2 separate regions of the Homo sapiens genome follow, and region 1 is linked to region 2. Evidence: read pairs that join two places in POLR2A ChIA-PET (ENCODE). Cell type or tissue: Caco-2. All regions are shown on one strand. Links, peaks and the distances in the headings refer to the core of each region. The heading gives the core; the rest is flanking DNA. Region 1 holds the start of LOC105377085 (a long non-coding RNA gene). Region 2 overlaps RAD54L2 (RAD54 like 2).

Evidence for each region. Peaks named below come from ENCODE experiments on the same cell type or tissue, not always from the same donor. Only the 100,000 strongest peaks of a DNase experiment are listed, where the experiment ranks them.
Region 1: POLR2A ChIA-PET joins it to region 2 with 10 read pairs; 13 of 35 experiments call an interaction of 5 or more read pairs at or near these places.

Annotation. Positions count from the first base shown.
Region 1 is chr3:51,505,430-51,515,746 of GRCh38, reverse strand. LOC105377085 (a long non-coding RNA gene) reads right to left here and starts at 8,677. Exons shown (of 3, transcript XR_940835.3): 1 at 8,389-8,677. It also overlaps a transcript of DCAF1 not described here. In Caco-2, for the core only: no CTCF peak of the experiment used is centred there; DNase peaks (open chromatin) are centred at 4,576 and 5,836.
Region 2 is chr3:51,554,856-51,565,172 of GRCh38, reverse strand. The region is part of intron 2 of RAD54L2 (RAD54 like 2); the gene reads right to left. Among named protein-coding and RNA genes, the nearest start is that of RAD54L2, 21 kb to the right of the region's middle. RefSeq lists an enhancer at 9,123-10,061. In Caco-2, for the core only: no CTCF peak of the experiment used is centred there; a DNase peak (open chromatin) is centred at 5,000.

The sequences.
Region 1 (10,317 bases), core at 1,293-9,292, 50 kb after region 2:
CCACCATAACATATTCACAAATCTGTTATAAAAAGTTAAAATTTTTAGGCCGGGTGCAGTGGCCTGTAATCCCAGCACTTTGGGAGGCCGAGGTGGGTGGATCATGAGGTCAGGAGATTGAGACCATCCTGGCTAACATGGTGAAACCCCGTCTCTACTAAAAATACAAAAAATTAGCCAGGCGTGGTGGCAGGCGCCTGTAGTCCTAGCTACTCGGGAGGCTGAGGCAGGAGAATGGCGTGAACCCGGGAGGCGGAGCTTGCAGTGAGCCCAGATTGTGCCACTGCACTCCAGCCTGGACCACAGAGCTAGACTCTGTCTCAAAAAAAAAAAAAAAAAAGAGTTAAAATTTTTAGCAGGGCGTGGTAGTGCACACCTGTAATCCAAGCTGCTCGGGAGGCCAAGGCAGGAGAATCACTGGAACCCAGGAGGTAGAGCTTGCAATGAGCCAAGCAAGACTCTATCTCAAAAAAATAAAAAATAAATAAAATAAAATAAGAAGTTAAAATTTATGAAAACTTACAAGGCCAGGCGTGGTGACTCAAGCCTGTAATCCCAGCACTTTGGCAGGCCAAGGTGGGTGGATCACCTAAGGTCAGGAGTTCGAGACCAACCTGGCCAACATGGTGAAACCCAGTCTCTACTAAAAATACAAAAATTAGCCAGGCGTGGTGGTACACGTCTGTAATTCCAGCTACTTGGGAGGCTGAGGCACGAGAATCACTTGAACCTTGGAGGCGGAGATTGCAGTGAGCCGAGATTGCGCCACTGCACTCCAGCCTGGGCAATAGATCGAGACTCCATCTCAAAAAAACAAAACAAAACAAAACAAAACCTTATATGTACAAACACTTAAAGACTGTATATAGCACCATTTACAGCCAAGAGAAATGTGAACGAATGTAAAGATGCAGTGTTAAATCATAATTGGCTGGGTGCAGTGGCTCATGCCTGTAATGAACGCATTTTGGGAGGCTAAGGCAGGAGGATCACTTGAGCCTAGGAATTTGAGACCAGCCTGGGCAATGTAGGCAGAGCCCATCTCTACACACACACACACAGGCTGGGCGTGGTAGTGTGTGCCTATAGTCCCAGCTACTAGGGAGGCTGAGGCAAGAGGATTGAGCATGTCCAAAAGATTGAGGCTGCAGTGAACCATAGTTGCACTACCATACTCCGGCCTGGATGATAGAGAGAGAAGATCCAGTCTTAAATAATTAAATAATAAATAAATAAATAAATAAATAAATCATAACTGCATAAAATTAACTGTAGTATGTACTGTACTACTGCAATAATTTCCTAGCCACTTCCTGTTGCTGTTGTGAGCTGAAGCTTAAAACATCATGTGCTGCTAATTATCACATGAGCGATTTGTCTCTCCAGTAAATTGTGTATAGCACTAAAAGTGACCTCCCTCAATTCTCTTGTATTTTTCATCTTGTTAAGTGCAATACCGTAAACTTCGAATAACACCATGGGACCCATATGAAGTACCACTACTGATGCTGGAAACGCTCCCAAGAAGCAGAGAAAAGTCATGACATTACAAGAAAAAGTTGAATTCCTTAATTGAGGTTTGCGGCTGTGGTTACCCCTCATTTCAGTCGGACATCATTGTAAACAGATAATGTAAACTTATGATATTGATCAATAGAGTACTGTAAATATATATTCTCTTATGAATTTCTTTCTTTCCTTCCTTCCTTCCTTTCTTCCTTCCTTCCTTTAATTTTTTTACAGCCATGGTTTCACTATGTTGCCATACAGCCTCAAACTCCTGAGCTCAGATCCTCCTGCCTCAGCCTCCTGAGTATCTGGGACTATAGGAGGGTCACCATGCCTGGCTTGATTTTCTTAACTTTTTCTTTCTCTTTCCTTTTTGTAGAGACGGGGTCTTGCTGTGTTGCCCAGGCTGGTCTCAAACTTCTGGCCTCAAGGGATCCTCCCGCCTCAGCCTCCCAGAGCTGCCATTTCCTTTTCCTTCTTTTTTATTTATTTATTTTTTCTTTCTGGCTCTGTCACCCAAGCTGTAGTGCAGTGGCACCATCTCCGCTCACTGCAACCTCCACCTCCAGGGTTCAAGCCATTCTCCTGCCTCAGCCTACTGAGTAGCTGGGATTACAGGTGCCTGCCACCATGCCCACCTAATTTTTGTGTTTTTAGTAGAGACAGAGTTTTGCCATGTTTGCCAGTCTGGTGTCAAACTCCCAACCTCAGGTGATCCACCCACCTCAGCCTCCCAAAGTGCAGGGATTACAGGCCTGAGCCACCGCACCTGGCCCCAGCCACCATTTTATTTTCCTTAGTTACTTTATTCTAACAATACAGTATATAGGCCGGGCTTGGTGGCTCATGCCCGTAATCCCAGCACTTTGAGAGGCTGAGGTGGGCGGATCACCAGAGATCAGGAGTTCGAGACTAGCCTGGCCAACATGGCAAAACCCCGTCTCTACTAAAAATACAAAAATTAGCGGTATGTGGTGGCATATGCCTGTAATCCCAGCTACTGGGGAGGCTGAGGCAGGAGAATTGCTTGAACCTGGGAGGCAGAGGTTGCGGTGAGCCGAGATTGTGCCACTGCACTCCAGACTGGGCAATAAGAGCGAAATTCCATCTCAAAAAAAAAAAAAAGAAAAACCAGAATATAATACATACAACATACAAAATATGTGTTAATTGACTATTTATGCTAGCAGTAAGGCTTCTGGTCAAAAGTAAGCTATCAGTAGCTAAGTTTTGGGGGAATCTAAAGTTATACACGGGGCCAGGTGCAGTGGCTCATGCCTGTAATCCCAGCACTTTGGGAGGCCGAGGCAGGCGGATCACCTGAGGTCGGGAGTTGGAGACCATCCTGGCCAACATGGTGAAACTCAATCTCTTCTAAAACTACAAAAATTAGCCAGGCATGGTGGTGGGCACCAGTAATCCCAGCTACTTGAGAGGCTGAGGCAGGATAATCGCTTGAGCCTGGGAGGCGGAGGTTACAGTGAGCTGAGATTGTGCCACTGCACCCTAGCCTTTGGTGACACAGTAAGACTGTCTCAAAAAAAAAAAAGTTATACATGGATTTTCTACTGTGGTGGGGGGTCAGCACCCCTAACCCCCACACAAGAGTCAGCTGTACTACTTTTTTTTAGAGCAATCTTAAGTTAATAGCAAAATTGGGCAGAAAGTACAGAGTTCCCATATGCCCCTGCTCTCACACATGCACGTCCTCCTCCATTATCAACATCCTACAACAGAGTGGTACATTTGTTACAATCAATGAACCCACACTGATATATCATTATCGACCATAATCCATAGTCTACATTAGGGTTCACTCTTGGTGTTGTATATCTATAGGTTTTGACAAATATATAGTGACATGTATAGCTTTACTGTTCTTTTCTTTCTTTTTTTTTTTTTTGGAGACAGAGTCTCGCTCTATCCCCCAGGCTGGAGTGCAGTGGTGCGATCTTAGCTCATTGCAAAGTCCACTTTCTGGGTTCAAGCGATTCTCATGCCTCAGCCTCCCAAGTAGCTGGGATTACAGGAGCCTGCCACCACATCTGGCTAATTTTTGTATTTTTGGTAGAGATGGTGTTTCACCATGTTGGCCAGGATGGTCTCAAGCTCCTGACCTCCGGTGATCTGCCTGCTTTGGCTTCCCAAAGTGCTGGGATTACAGGCACGAGCCACTGCACCTGGCCTATGCTTTACTTTTCAGTGTAATTTTATTTTTATTAAAGTGGTACATGCTCAGCCAGGTGCAGTGGCTCATGCCTGTAATCCCAGCACTTTGGGAGGCTGAGGCAGGCGGATTGCTTGAGCCCAGGAGTTCGAGACCAGCCTGTGCAACATGGCGAAACTTTGTCTCCACAAAAAATACAAAAATTAGCTGGGCATGGTGGCATGCATTTGTATTCCCAGCTACTTGGGTGGCTGAGGTGGGAGGTCACTTGAGCATGGAGATTAAGGCTACAGTAAACTGCGATTGTGCCATGCACTCCACCTTGGGTGACAGTGTGAGACTCTGTTTCAAAAAAGAAAAAAAAAGCCATGTATACTCAGTGGCTTAAAAGGCAAAGAATATGTCGGACGCGGTGGCTCACGCCTATAATCCCAGCACTTTTGAAGGCCAAGGTGGGCGGATCACCTGAGGTTGGGAGTTTGAGACCAGCCTGACCAACATGGAGAAATCTCATCTCTACTAAAAATACAAAATTAGCCGGGTATGATGGTGGCATTAGGCTGTAATCCCAGCTACTCAGGAGGCTAAGGCAGGAGAATCGCTTGAACTCAGGAGGAGGAGGTTGCGGTGAGCCGAGATCGCGTCATTGCACTCCAGACTGGGCAACAAGAACGAAACTCCGTCTCAAAAAAAAAAAAAAGGTCAAAGAATACAAAAAAGGCTTATATGGAAAACCCAGCATCTCTCTTCCCTACCTACCCTACCCACTTCCTAACCTCAGCCCAGGCAGAGTGGCATCTTCTTATGTAATCATCAGCCTTGGGATGGCCACACCCTTGCCACTGAGGTAATGAACCTTCTTCTCTGTATCAGGAACATCAAAGGGGACTGGAGCCAAGTGGTCAGACTGGCTGAACACACCTTCTACTTCAAGGATCAATCAGGCATCTCAGATAAGATAGCCTAAAGGTATTTTTAAATCCCTGCTTGCTGCTTTAGAAGCCCCAGTAGGCTGGGTAGGGTGGCTCACACCTGTAATCAGAGCAATACAGTGGGACCCTGTCTCTACAAAAAATAAACAATATATAAAAAAAACTAGCTGGGCATGGTGGCGTGTGCCTGTAGTCCTAGATACTAGGGAGGCTAAGGTTGGAGATTTGCCTGAGCCTGGTAGGTTGAGACTGCAGCGAGCTATGATCGTGCCACTGCACTCTAGCCCGGGTGACAGAGTAAAAAAAAAAAAAAAAAAAAAAAGACAGAGAGAGAGAAGAAGCCCCTATAGTAATTTTAGGAGTTTTGCTGAGAGATGAAAGCTAAAGTTCAATACAAAAAAACTGCTGTGATGTGAAGCTGCCTGGGAGATTAAGATTCTTGCTGGCTGCGTGTCTGGAGCAAACCTCTCTCCTTTGGACACTGAGGTCTTCACGTGAAAAACAAGGGGACTGGGTGGATGATCATTAGAGCTTTGTCCAAGCTGACAGAGGGAGCTGGGGCTGTGGTTGCTGCTGCTAGCAGCTTCATCTCTGGAGCCCTTTCTGTAAGCCAGTGCTTCCCGTTGCCCTCCTTGCAACCACCCTCAAAGCAGGTATTACTACCTCCATTTTTTTTTTTTTGAGACAGAGCCTTGCTCTGTTGCCCAGGCTGGAGTGCAGTGACGTGATCTTGGCTCACTGCAACCTCCGCCTCCCAGGTTCAAGCAATTCTCCTGCCTCAGCATCCCAAGTAGCTGGGATTACAGGCACACGCCACCCACACCCAACTAATTTTTGTATTTTTAGTAGAGACAGGCTTTCACCATGTTGGAAAGGCTGGTTTTGAGCTCCTGACCTTAAGTGATCCACCCCCTTGGCCTCCCAAAGTGCTGGGATTACAGGCATGAGCCATCGTGCCCGGCCTACTATGTCCATTTTACAGAGGAGGAATTGAGGCTCAAAGGTTGCCAGGGCCACACAACTAGAGAGTTCAGGGTCGTGATTCTAACCTAGAGTGCATGCTTCTTCCCCTCCCTGGAGCTGGGTTCCTGAGCCTTCTGTTTTGCTTTCCCCACAATAGGTGCTGGGTGTGTGTGTGGGATGTGTATGGAGGATGTGCAGGGGTGGGTAAGAAGGAGCCCTGTGGCCTCCAGGAGCAGAAAGGTCCAGCTTACCACACCCCACATTTTAGGCCTCTAGGCCCCACCTCAGGGTAAAGGTCATCATGCCCACATCCTGTTTTTTTTTTTTTTTTTTTTGAGACAAAGTCTTGTTCTTGTCCCCCAGTCTGGAGTGCAATGGCGCAATCTCGGCTCACTGCAACCTCTGCCTCCCAGGTTCAAATGATTCTCCCGCCTCAGCCTCCTGAGTACCTGGGATTACAGGTGCCTGCCACCACGCCTGGTTAATTTTTGTATTTTTAGTGGAGACTAAAAATACAGGCACCTGCCACCACACCCAGCTAATTTTTGTATTTTTAGTAGAGACAGGGTTTCACCATGTTGGCTGGGCTGGTCTTGAACTCCTGACCTCAGGTGATCTGCCCGCCTCAGCCTCCCAAAGTACTGGGATTACAGGAGTGAGCCACCACACCCGGCCCGCCCACATCCTGTTTAATGCCAGTCTTTCCTCCTAGACCAGAGGTTCTCTGCCTTAGTGGAGTATTCGTTATCTGGGGAGCTTTGGAAAACATTGTTGCCTGTGCCCTAGAGATTCTGACTTAATTGAACTGGGGTAGGGTCTTGACACTAGAGGTTCATAAAGGCTCTGCAGGTGATCTGAATTGCAGCCAGGGTTGAGAACCTTGTACTAGCCTGTCAGCTTGTCTTGTTCGTTCACCATGCCTGGCCCTAGGGAATGTCCGCTTTTCTTTGCCATGCCTTGCTAGCCACAAGGCAGAGAGCAGCCTTTGCTCTCAGCTATAATGCAGCTCCCTTTCCCTGCAACAAGGCTCACGGCACCATAACTCTGCTCTCCTGACTTGCTCTTAGAATGAGCCAAGGCCCTGATGCTTCTCATAAATTATTTGAAACAAAAGCTCATAGAATTCAGACATGCCTGCCTTGTGGGGTGGGAAGCCCATCTTGCCCGTCTTCCCTCTGATCTGTATCTTAGGAGAAAAGAAATTGGAGAGGGCAGGTTTTATACTGCATCCTGGCTGTCCTGAGCATCTTCTGGCAGGTGAGGTTGGCAGCCCCATGAAATCAAATATGCCCTGCATCCAAAAAAGGACCAGGACAATTCCAGAGACTACAGGGATCTCGGAAGAGAGTTAGGCAAAGATGAATGTTACCTGGAGAAAGCCTCCTGTCTCCTGCCTATTGGATTCAGGTACAGAGAGGTGACTGTTGTACTCCTGACTTAGAACCCATGTGGGCTTTGAGCCCCTAAGGCCTAGATGCTGATTTCAGAGCCTGCAAGAGAGGAACAAAGGTAGGAGCAGAGGGCCAGGTGAGAGGTGGGCTGGGGACACGCTGGTGGCTGGAAATAAGCTGAACTGGAACCAGGAATGAGTAGTTGCAGCGGAAATATTCAGAGCAGAACTCTTGAGGTGGCCACTACATGTGGCATTCTTTGTCCTGTTCCCATCTTTCATAATCTGGACTTTGCAGTCACAGATTCACAGCACCTGAAAGGGTCTGGAAGCCATGTGGTACATGGTTTTTTTTTTTTGAGACGGAGTCTCACACTGTCGCCCAGGCTGGAGTACAGTGGCTCGACCTCTGCTCACTGAAACCTCCGCCTCCCAGGTTCAAGCAATTATCCTGCCTCAGCCTCCGGAGTAGCTGGAATTACAGGCACCCGCCAGCACACCCGGCTAATTTTTTTTGTATTTTTAGTAGAGAGATTTCACCGTATTGCCCAGGCTGGTCTTGAACTCCTGACCTTGTGATTTGCCCGCCTCGGACTCCCAAAATGCTGGGATTACAGGCATGAGCCATCGTGCTCAGCCGGCTGGTGCATGGTTTTTAAACTGCATTCCTTGTAACACTAGGAGTTTTTCTGCCACATCATGACCTAGAATCCCTTGCATCATTCCTTTTCTCTACTTAATGAAGAGGTATACAAGATTTCAGTGGGACTAAAAAGACTCTGTGGTAAAATCATAATACTAATATAATTTGAAAATCATGGATCTAGGCCAGGCACAGTGGCTCACGCCTGTAATCCCAGCACTTTGGGAGGCCGAGGTGGGTGGATCACGAGGTCGAGTTAAAGACCAGCCTGGCCAACATGGCAAAACCCCATCTCTACTAAAAATACAAAAATTAGCTGGGCATGGTGGCGTGTGCCCAGCTACTCGGGAGGCTGAGGCAGGAGAATCACTTGAACCGGGGAGGTGGAGGTTGCCGTGAGCCAAGATCGCACCACTGCACTCCAGCCTGGGCAACAGAGCAAGACTCTGTCTCAAAAAAAAAAAAAAAAAAAAAAGAAAGAAAGAAAGAAAGAAAATCATAGATCTAGTAAAGCCCTCCTTATGGGGGATGTATGAGGAAACTTGCCCAGGGTCACCTCTAGTCTCTTGTACCTCACACCAGACCTGTCCCACAGGATGCCTGCTGGCTCCATAGAGCAGACAGCAGAAACCCTCAGTGGAGGCATGGCTTGAATACAAAATAGCCAAGATGTCTCCTTGGTCTGGAGGAGACACATGGTGGTGAGCAACTCTCAACAGAATTAATGACACCAAGACCCAGACCTGCAGACCCTGAGAGGCAGTGAGATGCTGTCTTAGCTTACCTGCCAAAAGTCCACAGGATTTGGTCTGTTCTTGCCTTCATGAAATGTAATGCCCTGGACAGGGATACAAGGCTCTTGGGTTCCAGGCTGCCCCTGACTTCTGGGAATAGCAGCCTTCATTTTAAGGGAGGGAGCTGGGCATAGTCATTCAGGCCTTAGACTGTAAGCCTTGAGGGCAGGGTCTGTGCTGCATTCTCCGCAGCACTGAAGACACAGGGTACAGGGCCAGGCACAGGGCAAGGGCTCGGGAATCCTAACTTAAGACACATTTTTGTTCATTTGATTTTCTTTTTTTTCTTTTTTTCTTTTTTTTTTTGAGGGAGTCTCTCTCTGTCGCCCAGGCTGGAGTGCAGTGGCATGATCTTGGCTCACTGCAACCTCTGCCTCTGGGGTTCAAGCGATTCTCCTGCCTCAGCCTCCCGAGTAGCTGGGATTACAGGAGTGCCCAGCTGATTTTTTCTATTTTTAGTAGAGACGGGGTTTCACCATGTTGGCCAGGCTGGTCTTGAAATCCTGACCTCAGGTGATCTGCCCACGTCGGCCCCCCAAAGTGCTGGGATTATAGGCGTGAGCCACCCATGCCTTGCAACTTGTTTTTAAAACAAGGTTTCCATTCAGTGGCTGCCCCCATGCCCCGCTTACGAAGTGTGACCTTCCAAGGCAGTAACTGAGTTTCCACATTTTGTGGAATGACACTTTCTCCCCGGGTTGTTTTCTGTTTTCTCCCCTGAATTGCCTCTTCAGGAGGTGGGAGTCTCTACCCTCTGGAGAGAGTGGGCACTGAGCGCTCCACTTTCTTCTCTTGACACTCTTCTTCCTCTGCGTAATCCAACAGGTAGGGGTGCCCCAAGGCTACCAGGGCCACTTTTCAATGTAGCAGAATTTGGCAGAATGTGCTTGCCCAGGAAACAGGTAGAAAATGGATGGTCAGGCCAGGTGCAGTGGCTTATGCCTGTAATCCCAGCACTTTGGGAGGCCAAGGCAGGTGGATCGTTTGAGGTCAGGAGTTCGACACCAGCCTGGCCAACATGGTGAAACCCCGTCTCTACTAAAAATACAACAATTAGCCAGGTGTGGTGGCGGACACCCGTAATCCCAGCTACTCAGGAGGCTGAGGCATGAAAATCGCTTGAACCCGGGAGGTGCAGGTCTCAGTGAGCCAAGATCACACCACTGCACTCCAGCCTGGGCGACAAGAGTGAAACTCCATCTCAAAAAAAAAAAAAAAAAAAAGAAAGAAAAGAAAAAGAAAAAAGAAAAGAAACTGAATGGTCACAGAGGGATGGCACTGAGGAGAAGATCTGGTCCCTGGCTCAGGGGCCTTAACCTCCTTTTTCCAGGGATGACCCAGAACATCAGTGATCAGGACCCTTATATATATTCAAAAGGGGCAAGGGTGCTCCTCTGGCCCTAGGGTCTCAACGGATGGGATAATGGTCAAGGAATACAGGCTCAGGCCCCAACTGTTCTTATCTTTTGGCGATGACTGAGACATGAGAAACTGATCCCATCCTGAGTCTCCAATAACCCTCCTCACCCACTACAGCCTGAGACTGGTCCAGTGAGCCCCTCCAGACCCCACACCCCTCTCCAGAGCCTACAGGCTGCTTGTGAAGTCCCTTCTCCCCTAAAGTCATGCCCACTAGTCCCTGGTTGTCCTGGTCCCTGGTCCTGTGGGGAGGCAACCAGCTTTGTGACTTCACAAAAGGCTATCTTGTCAGAAGCCTGGACCTGCTGAAGCAGGAGCAGGGCAGAGGGGGCTCCCCTCAGGAACATCATGAGACTTTTCACACAGAGACATCGCCACCTCTAAGGGATGAAGAACTTCCCCACGGTAAGAGCCCATGACACCCTCTACACCTAGAAACTCCCGTCTTGATGACTTTGGCTCCCAGGCCTAACTGGGTACCCCAGGCTGTATCTGGCAAC
Region 2 (10,317 bases), core at 1,101-9,100:
TAAAATCTTATTTACAATCGCTACAATAACTATATGGTATGTTCCTGACATTCTAGCAACTCATGCAGGCTTCCCCAAGCACCTGAGGACTAGCAATTAGACTGAGTAGTGAGTAGTGCACAGGAGTGAAAAGGCCTCTTTGTTCTAATCTCAGGTCTAGACACTGACTTCAGGAGTGTGATGAACAAAATGGGAAGAAATAAGGCTTCCCTCATTTGAACTTACAGAAAAGAATCAAACATATGATCTTCAAATGAAAAGCTGTTTCTTAACAGCATCCTAACATATAAATAACATGCACTACATGCTCCTGCAAAGCTGTGACTGCTCTCTCTTAACTTTTTCCCCTATTATATTTGAGCCAGTTTCTTTCTTTTTTTAATTTTAAAAATTTAATAAACAGAAAATTAAAAAAATAAACAGAGATGTGGTTTCACCATCTGGCCCAAGCTGGTCTTGAACTCCTGGGCTCAAGCCATCCACCCACCTCAGCCTCCCAAAGTGCTGGGATTACAGGTGTGAGCCACTGCACCTGGCCTGAGCCAGTGTCTTCAACAGGCTATATAGTTAAGCCAAGAAGCCAATGTCTAAGTTTTGCTGAATCCTAGTAATACTGATTTGCCTTATTTAGAAGGCTAAAGGAAAGGGCAGACCCCAAGAGCTCCCCTTATACCTCCTCCTATCCAGTCTCTCCATTCCTAACACCTGACTCTATGTTTACATGTAGATAACAAACCTCCTATCTTCAGTTACAGGACTCCAAATTTAATGTATTCTGTGGCCCAGAGTGAAGCATTCCCTGTTTTCCTGCATAAGGCAGAGACATATTGCTTCACTGCAATTTAAGAGAAGAATAGAAAAGAAACCTCCTATCTTCAGTTACATCTAATGGAGGACTCCAAATCTAATGTATTCTGTGGCCCAAAGTGAAGCACTCCCTGTTTTCCTGTGTAAGGCAGAGACATACTGCTTCATCGCAATTTAAGAGAAGAATAGAAAAGAAGCCTGGCCTGAGATTTCCTAAGGCTTTACCAGGCACTGGGAGCAGCCTCAAACCCTTGAGAAGGGTTTGTATCTATACAAGCCATTAACATCAGGATTAAAATACTATAGCCAGCAGACTCAAAACCCTGAAAAGCCCATTGATACCTAAATCAATTATTTAATTTTGCTTTCCAAAAGTTGTCCCCCTCTGGGCTGCCTTCTAAACTTGACAGGAAGTGGCATGTTTTAAAAAAGATTTACAAATAACCACAGGACATTTAAGGAATTATTTAAGAGAAACCTCAGTGAAAGAAAAGGGATCATCTTGATCTGTGGAGAACAAGCTGATAGTCTACCACCTAATAACTAATCCTCCCACACCTGGGCCTTTTCCAGTGTCAGTGAGAGTCAACACTTTCATTATCTGCAGGCTTAACAATTAGTTAAAACTCACTAAATATATTACCAAATGCTTAAACACAGAAAAAAATAAATAAAAAATAAACCCTTCTCAGCAAAATGATAAAGCAAATGCTACGGTATTATTACTTTCTAACTACTGACCCTGATGATCTTTGATGAACACACCGGGGAGGGAACCGTGGCAAAAACCAGGAGGTCCTTCTACTAAAATGCACATTCTATGCACCCTGACATAAAGAGGCTCTCAGGGCTTGGATCAGGCTGTTCTATGAAGCTTCAGAGAAAAAGTAGATGGGATGGATGAGAACCAATACTTGGAAAGCACCACATGAAATGAAAGCCATTAAAATAAGGAACAGTCTCCTAGGGTACTAGTCCAAAAATGAATATTAAATAGTAATAGAAGTTTAAAAAGGAGGAAGAAGATGGTTCTACAAAGATAGTTCTAATACAGCCAGGTGCCAAAATCTAAACATGCTCTTGTTAATACGTTTACATCCTTCAGGTCAGAAACTGACCCTTACCTACTCAGGTTTTTTAAATTTACAAAACAGCTTACCAATGTGGAAGCTTTGGTGGTCTCTGGAATGTCTAATTCTAGAGAGTCACATCTCCAAAAATTCTGTTCAGCTCAACAAAGACTTATTAAAAAACTACTCTCTACTGGAGACACAAAGATACACACGACAGGTCAGGAAAGGCAAAAAAACACTAAGAGTGAGGCTCAAAGAGAGTTTTGAAGAAAGAATTGGACAGTTAGGTAATGTCCAGGGAATGGGGTAGGCAGAGGTATTGCCTGGGAATGACTTCAAAGATAAGAAATTTCTGGCCAGACTCGGTGGCTCATGCCTATAATCCAGCATTTTGGGAAGCTGAGGTGGGAGAATGGCTTGAGTCCAAGAGTTTGAGATCAGCCTGGGCAACAAAGTGAGACCTCATCTCTACAAAATATCAAGCTGGGTGTGGTGGCTTACACCTGTAATCCCAGAACTTTGGGAAGCCAAGGCAGAAGGATCGCTGAGCACAGACTTTGAGACCAGCCTAGGCAACATAGGGAGACCCCATCTCTACAAAACAAACAAACAAAAAAATTAGCTGGCCAGGCATGGTGGCTCATGCCTGTAATCCCAGCACTCTGGGAGGCCAAGGCGGGTGACCTCCTCACCTGAGGTCAGGAGTTCAAGACCAGCCTGGCCAACATGGTGAAACCCTGTCTGTACTAAAAATACAAAAAATGGCAGGGCACAGTGGCTCACGCCTATAATCCCAGCACTTTCAGAGGCCCAGGCGGGCAGATCACCTGAGGTCCAGAGTTCAAAACCAGCCTGGCCAACATGTTTATTTAGTCTCTACTAAATATACAAAAATTAGCCAGACATGGTGGTGGGTGCCTGTAATCCCAGCTACTTGGGAGGCTGAGGCGGGAGAATTGCTTGAACCCAGGAGGTGGAGGTGGCAGTGAGCCGAGATCACGCCACTGCACTCCAGCCTGGGCAACAAGAGCAAGACTCCATCTCAAAAAAAAATAAAATTTAAAAAATTTAAAGAATAAAAATACAAAAATTAGCTGGGTGTGGTGGCTCATACCTGTAGTCCCAGCTACTTGGGAGGCTGAGGCACGATAATCGCTTGAACCCAGGAGGCAGAGGTTGCAGTGAGCCAATATCACACCACTGCACTCCAGCCTGGGCGACAGAGTGAGACTCGGTCTCAGGGGGAAAAAAAAAAAATTAACTGGGCAGGGTGCCACACACCTATAGTCCCAGTTACTTGGGAGGCTGAGGTGGGGGGATTGCTTGGGCCCAGGAAGTCAAAGTTGCAGTGAGCCACAATTGCGCCACTGCACTCCAGCCTAGGCAACAAAGTGAGACCTTGTCTCAACAATAAATAAATAATAAAAAAAATCAGCCAAGCCAGGCGTGATGACCCACACCTGTAATTCCAGCACTTTGGGAGGCTGAGGCAGAAGGACTGCTTAAGCATAGGAATTCAAGACCAGTCTGGGCAACATAGGGAACAAAAAATAAAATAAAATAATTAGCCAGGAATGGTGGCATGCTCCTGTGGTCCCAACTCCTCAGGAGGCTGAGGTGGGAGGATTGCTTGAGCCTGGGAGGTTGAGGCTGCAGTGAGCCGTGATTGCAACACTGCACTCCAGGGTGGGCAAAAGAGTGAGACTCTGTTTCAAAAAAAAAAAAAGAAAAAGATAAAAGGGAATTTCGGCCGGGCGTGGTGGCTCACGCCTATAATCCCAGCACTTTGGGAGGCAGAGGCGGGCAGATCACCTGAGGTCAGGAGTTCAAGAGCAGCCTGGCCACCATGGTGAAACCCGTCTCTACTAAAAATACAAAAATTAGCCGGGCATGGCGGCACATGCCTGTTATCCCAGCTACTTGGGAGGCTGAGGCAGGAGAATCACTTGAACCCAGGAGGTGGAGGTTGCAATGAACCGAGATCACATTTCTGCACTCCAGCCTGGGTAACAGAGCAACTCTGTCTCACCTAAAAAAAGATAGGGAATTTCATGAACAATGATTCAGAGACAAGAAAGCAGAATGTTTTCAAGGAAATCCAAGCAGTCTGTATTACTAAAGCATAAAGTAGGAAGTATGGGAGAAGAGTAGAAAATGAGCCTGGAGAAGTAACAGGGCCAAGAACATAGGGCAACCTGGAGACCTGCTAAGGAGATAGGATTTTAGCCTCCAAGCAAGAGCAGAATGGTATAAGCAGATCCGTCTTTTATAAAGGTCACTCTGTGGCATAGAATGTTAATGCTTAAAAGAACAGTTTCAAACTGAAAACAAGTACCAGCTCATTTTGCTACATGAGCTTCAGCAAGCTACTTAAATTCTTTGGACCACAGTTTGTTTCCTCACTTGTAAAATGAAGATATTCCCTACCTTCAAATTTTCTTAAGAGGATCAAGTGGTGAAGGAATATAAATTCTACAATAAAGATACCTGGCTCAGTATTTAGCACATTGTATTCAAAACATGGCCTAGAAAAAAAATTTGCTGGAAGAAATGTGGAAGGCGGAATAAAAGGGGATTGAAAATAGAAGGCCAGTTAAAAAGCCAGAGGAAAGGCCAGATTTGAAAACTATTTGGGGGGCCAGGCACGGTGGCTCACACCTGTAATCCCAGCACTTTGGGAGGCAGAGGCAGGTGGATCATGAGGTCAGGAGATCGCAGCCTGGCTAACACAGTGAAACCCTGTCTCTACTAAAAAATATAAAAAATTAGCCAGGCGTGGTGGTGGGCACCTGTAGTCCTAGCTACTACAGGAGGCTGAGGAAGGAGAATGGCGTGATCCCAGGAGGCGGAGCTTGTAGTGAGCAGAGACTGCACCACTGCACTCCAGCCTAGGTGACAGAGCGAGACTCCATCTCAAAAAAAAAAAAAAAGAAAAAAAAGAAAATGATTTGGAAGGTAAAATAAATTATGCTAGTAAAGTATTGCTCTTCAAACCTCAATAAAAGAGTAAAAGACACATGAGGTTTCTTTTCCAGGTTTCCCTAACCAGGGCCTAGAGTGCTATTGTGACCTCCTCCTCAAACACAAGCCCAGGTTGAAAACCAGATGCCACACATATTTCAGCTTTTACTATCAACACTGCTGAAGAGGCCATAGGTATATCATGGGGTGGGAGCTCTTTGGTGTCAGATACCTGGTTTAACAGCACCACTTAACTGGAGCAAATCACTTAGTTTCTCATCTGTACAACTGGCATAATGGCATCCACAGCTCTGTGCTGTGAGGATTCACACAGCATACAACATGGCAATCAGTCAACAGCAGCACATCACAAACAAATCCTACATAGATGTGAAACATACAAAACAGTATCTCTTACAAAAATACTACATAGCCTTATCATATCTGTAGCCCATTTGGAAGCTCCTGTAGCTGAAACTGCCCAGTACTTATCAGTACGTTGGCTCTCATACAGACAACCGGTGTTCCACTTGGAGCAAGATTGTTTTTATTTTCAATATGGGTATAACATCTTCCACCATAATATGTACTATCTGGTTCCTAAACAAATAAAACTGGTTTCAGAGAGCTCATCTCTAGAACAGCAGCTGGGATACAGTTTTACCCAAAAGTTAAGTAAAAATTTGGCGCCAAGCCCAGAAAACATGCATTCCTCACAGACAAAACTGGATAAACCAAATCTACAATGAGTGGATAAAACAGTAGGGAAGGGAAGAGCTCTGAGGAAGCTAGAATAACCCAGATGCAAAGACCCATCCATAATCAAGTGGAATCAAGTGAGGCAGTGGGATGAATCAGTTTGGATCTGAAGCACTCAGGGGAGGCACCGAGTTACCAAGTGTAAGACACCAAACTTACTAAATTTAAGATATCTGGGACATAAATATTCTCCATGTTATTTATGTAACATGAAAGATTTATGCAAGCACAAAAAGCCAAATGTTCTACCCTCATTAAGATTCAAGATTCCTTATAAGAGGTTAGGAAGCTGGAGAGTATAACCTGGGGAGAATATCAGTGGAGATAAAATTTAGACACATTAAATGTGAAAGAGTAACCCTTTCCATTTCAGTGGGCTATTGTCGGCCAGGCGCAGTGGTTCACGCCATTAATACACGCCTGTAATCCCAGCACTTTGGGAGGCCGAGGATGGTGGATCATCTGAGGTCAGGAGTTTGAGACCAGCCTGGGCAACATGGTGAAACCCCCTCTCTACTAAAAATACAAAAAATTTGCCAGGTGTGGTGGTATACGCCTGTAATCCCAGCTACTAGGGAGGTTAAGGCAGTAGAATTGCTTAAACGTGGGAGGCAGAGAATGCAGTAAGCCAAGATCATGCCACTGCACTCCAGCCTGGGCAAGAGTGAGACTCCGTCTCAAAAATAAATAGGCTATTTGTTGATGCTGCTACTATTACACAGTTGATTTCTATTAAGGAATGTATTGACTATATACTTCACAAGGCATTCTTTGCTATTCCACTTATGGGACAGTAAGAGAAGTGCCAGCATGGTGCCTCATGCTTGTAATCCCAGCACTTTGGGAGGCAGAGATGGGAGGATTGCTTGAGCCCAGGAGTTCAAGACCAGCCTGGGTAACATAGCAAGACCCCCATCTCTACAATAATTAAAGAATTAGCCAGGCATAGTGGTACATGTCTGTGGTCCCAGCTACTTGGGAGGCTAAGGTGGGCGGAATCACTTGCACCCAGGCAGTTGAGGCTGCAGTGAACCATAATCACGCCACTGCACTCTAGCCTGAGCAACACAGCAAGCAAGACCCTGTCTCAAAAAAGAGAGAGAGAGAGAGAGAAGTGGACCTTCAAAGGAGAAAGGCTTGCCAAAGTCCCTTTGAAATGAAATTGATATTTAAGATGCTGCTATGGCACATGATTTTGACTAGAAAAAAAATAGTCTTCCTCTAAACATCTAAGAAATTTTTTAAACATTTAATCTAAGAAAAATTTTAAAACATTTAAAACAGGAGCCAACTGACAGATAAGGGCAGGTCACACGTCTCTGGTGGAGAAATTTGGGCTGAGAGCATGGATTCGGTCAATCAGTAAATTCTACTTTGCCCTAAACAGAGCCTTACAAGCCAGACTTGATAAGATTCATAAACAAATCGGCCAGGGGCGGTGGCTCACACCTGTAATCCCAGCCCTTTGGGAAGCTGAGGTGGGCAGATTGGTTGAGCTTATAAATTTGAGACCAGCCTGGGCAACACGGTAAAACCCTCTCTCTACAAAATATACAAAAATTAGCTGGGCATGATGGCACACACCTGTGGTTTCATCTACTCCTGGGGCTGAGGTGAGAGGATCACTTGAGCCTTGGGAGGTGAAGGTTGCAATGAGCAGAGATTGTGCCACTGCAACAGAGCGAGACCTTGTCTCAAAAAAATAAAATAGAATGTTCTTTTTTTTTTTTTTTTTTTTTTTTGAGATGGAGTTTCCCTCTTGTTACCCAGGCTGAAGTGCAGTGGCGCAATCTCGGCTCACTGCAACCTCCACTTTCTGGTTTCAAGCGATTCTCCTGCCTCAGCCTTCCAAGTAGCTAGCATTACAGGCGCCCGCCACCATGCCTGGCTAATTTTTGTATATTTAATAGAGACAGGGTTTCACCACGTTGATCAGGCTGGTCTCAAACTCCTGACCTCGTGATCCACCCACCTCAGCCTCCCAAAGTGTTGAGATTACAGGCGTGTAATTAATAAGAACATAAGAATGTTCTTATTAATTAAACACTCAGTGTCAATGTCTAGATCTAGCTTTAAAATATGCCAACAACAGCCTGGTGCAGTGGCTCACACCTCTAATCCCAGCACTTTGGGAGGCTGAGGCAGGAGGATAGCTTGAGCCCAAGAGTTTTGAGACCAGCCTGGGCAATGTGGTGAGACCCCATCTCTACATAAATTTAAAAATTAGCTGGGCATGGCAGTGTGCACTTGTAGTCTCAGCTACTCAGGAGGCTGAGGTTGGAGAATACTTTGAGCTGGGAAGTCGAGGCTACAGTGAGCCATGCCACTGCATGCCAGCCTGGGCAACAGAGTGAGACCCTGTCTCAAAAAAAAAAAAAAAAAAAAAAAAAAAGCCAACAACAACAAAAAATAGGGAATATATTGAAAAAGATGGAGAAGTATTGATAATTGTTGAAATTGGGTGACAGGTACATGATGCTTCATGATGCTATACTCTCCACAGTTGTACGTGTATGCCAAGCATGTGCAACATCCCTCCCAGCAAGGATGATGGGAAAGGGGGAGTTAGTCAGAACAAGGGAGAATAAACATCAGGAAAAGAATCTTTGGTCCAGGCAACTAGGAACTCACCTCAGAGATATTGCTCAGGAGGAATGCAGGACCAAGCCAGACAACAAAGGATTAAGAGATATATAGGGCCGGGTGCAGTGGCTCACGCCTGTAATCCCAGCACTTTGGGAGGCAGAGGCGGGCGGATCACCTTTGGTCAGGAGTTTGACAACAGCCTGACCAAAATGGAGAAACCCCGTCTATACTAAAAATACAAAATTAGCCGGGCATGGTGGCGCATGGCTGTAATCCCAGCTACTCTGGAGGCTGAGGCAGAAGAATCGCTTGAACCCGGGAGGCGGAGGTTGCAATGAGCCGAGATCATGCCACTGCACTCTAGCCTGGGCAACAAGAGCGAAACTCTGTCTCAAAAAAAAAGAGAGATAGATAAAAGAGAGATAAAGCATCTGGTTGGCACTGAGTGAGGTGGCCCACACCTGTAATCCCAGCACTATGGGTGGCCAAGGCAGGAGGATCACTTGAGGACAGGAGTTTGAGACCAGCCTGGGCAACACAGGGATACCCTGTCTCTACAAAATAAAAAGTAAAATCTAGCCAGCCATGGTGGCACCCGCCTAAGAGGATAGCATGGGCCAGGGAGGTTGAGGCCATAGGGAGCAGATTGCACCACTGCACTACAGCCTGGGTGAAAGAGCAAAACCCTGTCTCAAAAACAAAACAAAACAAAAAAAGGCAATTGGTAAGGAAATGGCAGTAAAACTTAATGAGAGGATGATAAAAAATAAACCAAAGGAGGACAGAAAGAAGAAGGCTAGGCTACCATGAGAGGCACAGAGCTAAGCAGTTACTGTGGTCCTATCGTTTATGTAGGAAAAAACAAAAGGGGAGGGGATCAAGGCTAGGAAAGACTATAGGAGGACCTTACAAAGGATGTAATAGGTAAATCAAGGTTACAGAAGAAACAGGAATAGATAAAATTCAATTGGAACGGGTTGGATTGAAAAAACAATGAAGACCACCTCTTCTGGGAGAATGAATATAGAGAAAGGTAACACTCTGAAACTAGAATGCAAAAGGGGCTGTGTAATATCACAGTTAAGGGAGGAGGCTCTGACATTCAACCATTTGACTTTAATTTCAGCTTGTCACCATCACCGAAGTTGACATAAGTAAAGTACTTGTGTCTGGGGGTAAATACGAGCATATACTCTTTCATTACTGTCGATGAAATGGATCTAACTGTAAAATATTTAAAAAGACTTATTCTGAGCCAAAAATGAACGACCATGGCCCAAGGCACGGTTTCAACAGGTCCTGATAACATGTGCCGATGGTGGTTGAGTTACAGCTTGGTCTCACTCTGTCACCCAGGCTGGAAAGCAGTGGTGCGATTTCTGCTCATTGCAACCTCCGCCTCCCCCAGGTTCAAGCAATTCTCCCACCTCAGCCTCCAAGTAGCTGGGATTACAGGTGTGCAACACCACGCCTGGCTAATTTTTCTATTTTCAGTAGACATGTGTGCCACCATGCCTGGCTAATTTTTGTATTTTTTGTAGAGACAGGGTTTCACCATATTGGCCATGCTGGTCTCCAACTCCTGACCTCAGGTGATCTGCCCACTTTGGCCTTTCAGAGTGCTGGGATTACAGGTGTGAGCCACCATGCCTGGCCAGTTTTATGTATTTTAGGGAAACATATAACATCATCTCAGTATCTGTGAAGTATACATCTGTTCTGTCCAGAAAGGTGGGTCAACTACAGTGGGGGAGGGGAGAGGCTTTACATATCACAGATTAAAGATTTTCTGATTGGCAATTGGTTATCATCTAAAAATCTGGAATCAATAGAAAGGAGTGTCTGGGGCCACCACAATGGCTCACACCTGTAATCCCAGCATTTGGGAGGCCGATGTGGGCGGGTCACTTGAGGCCAGGAGTTTGAGACCAGCCTGGTCAACATGGCAAAACCCTTTTACTATAAAAAATACAAAAATTAGCCAGGCATGGTGGCACACACCTTTCATCCCAGCTACTTAGAAGGCTGCAGCAAGAGAATCGCTTGAACCTGGGAGGCAGAGGCTGCAGTAAGCAGAGGTCGCACCACTGCACTCTAGCCTGGTAGACAAAGGGAGACCTTGTCTCAAAAA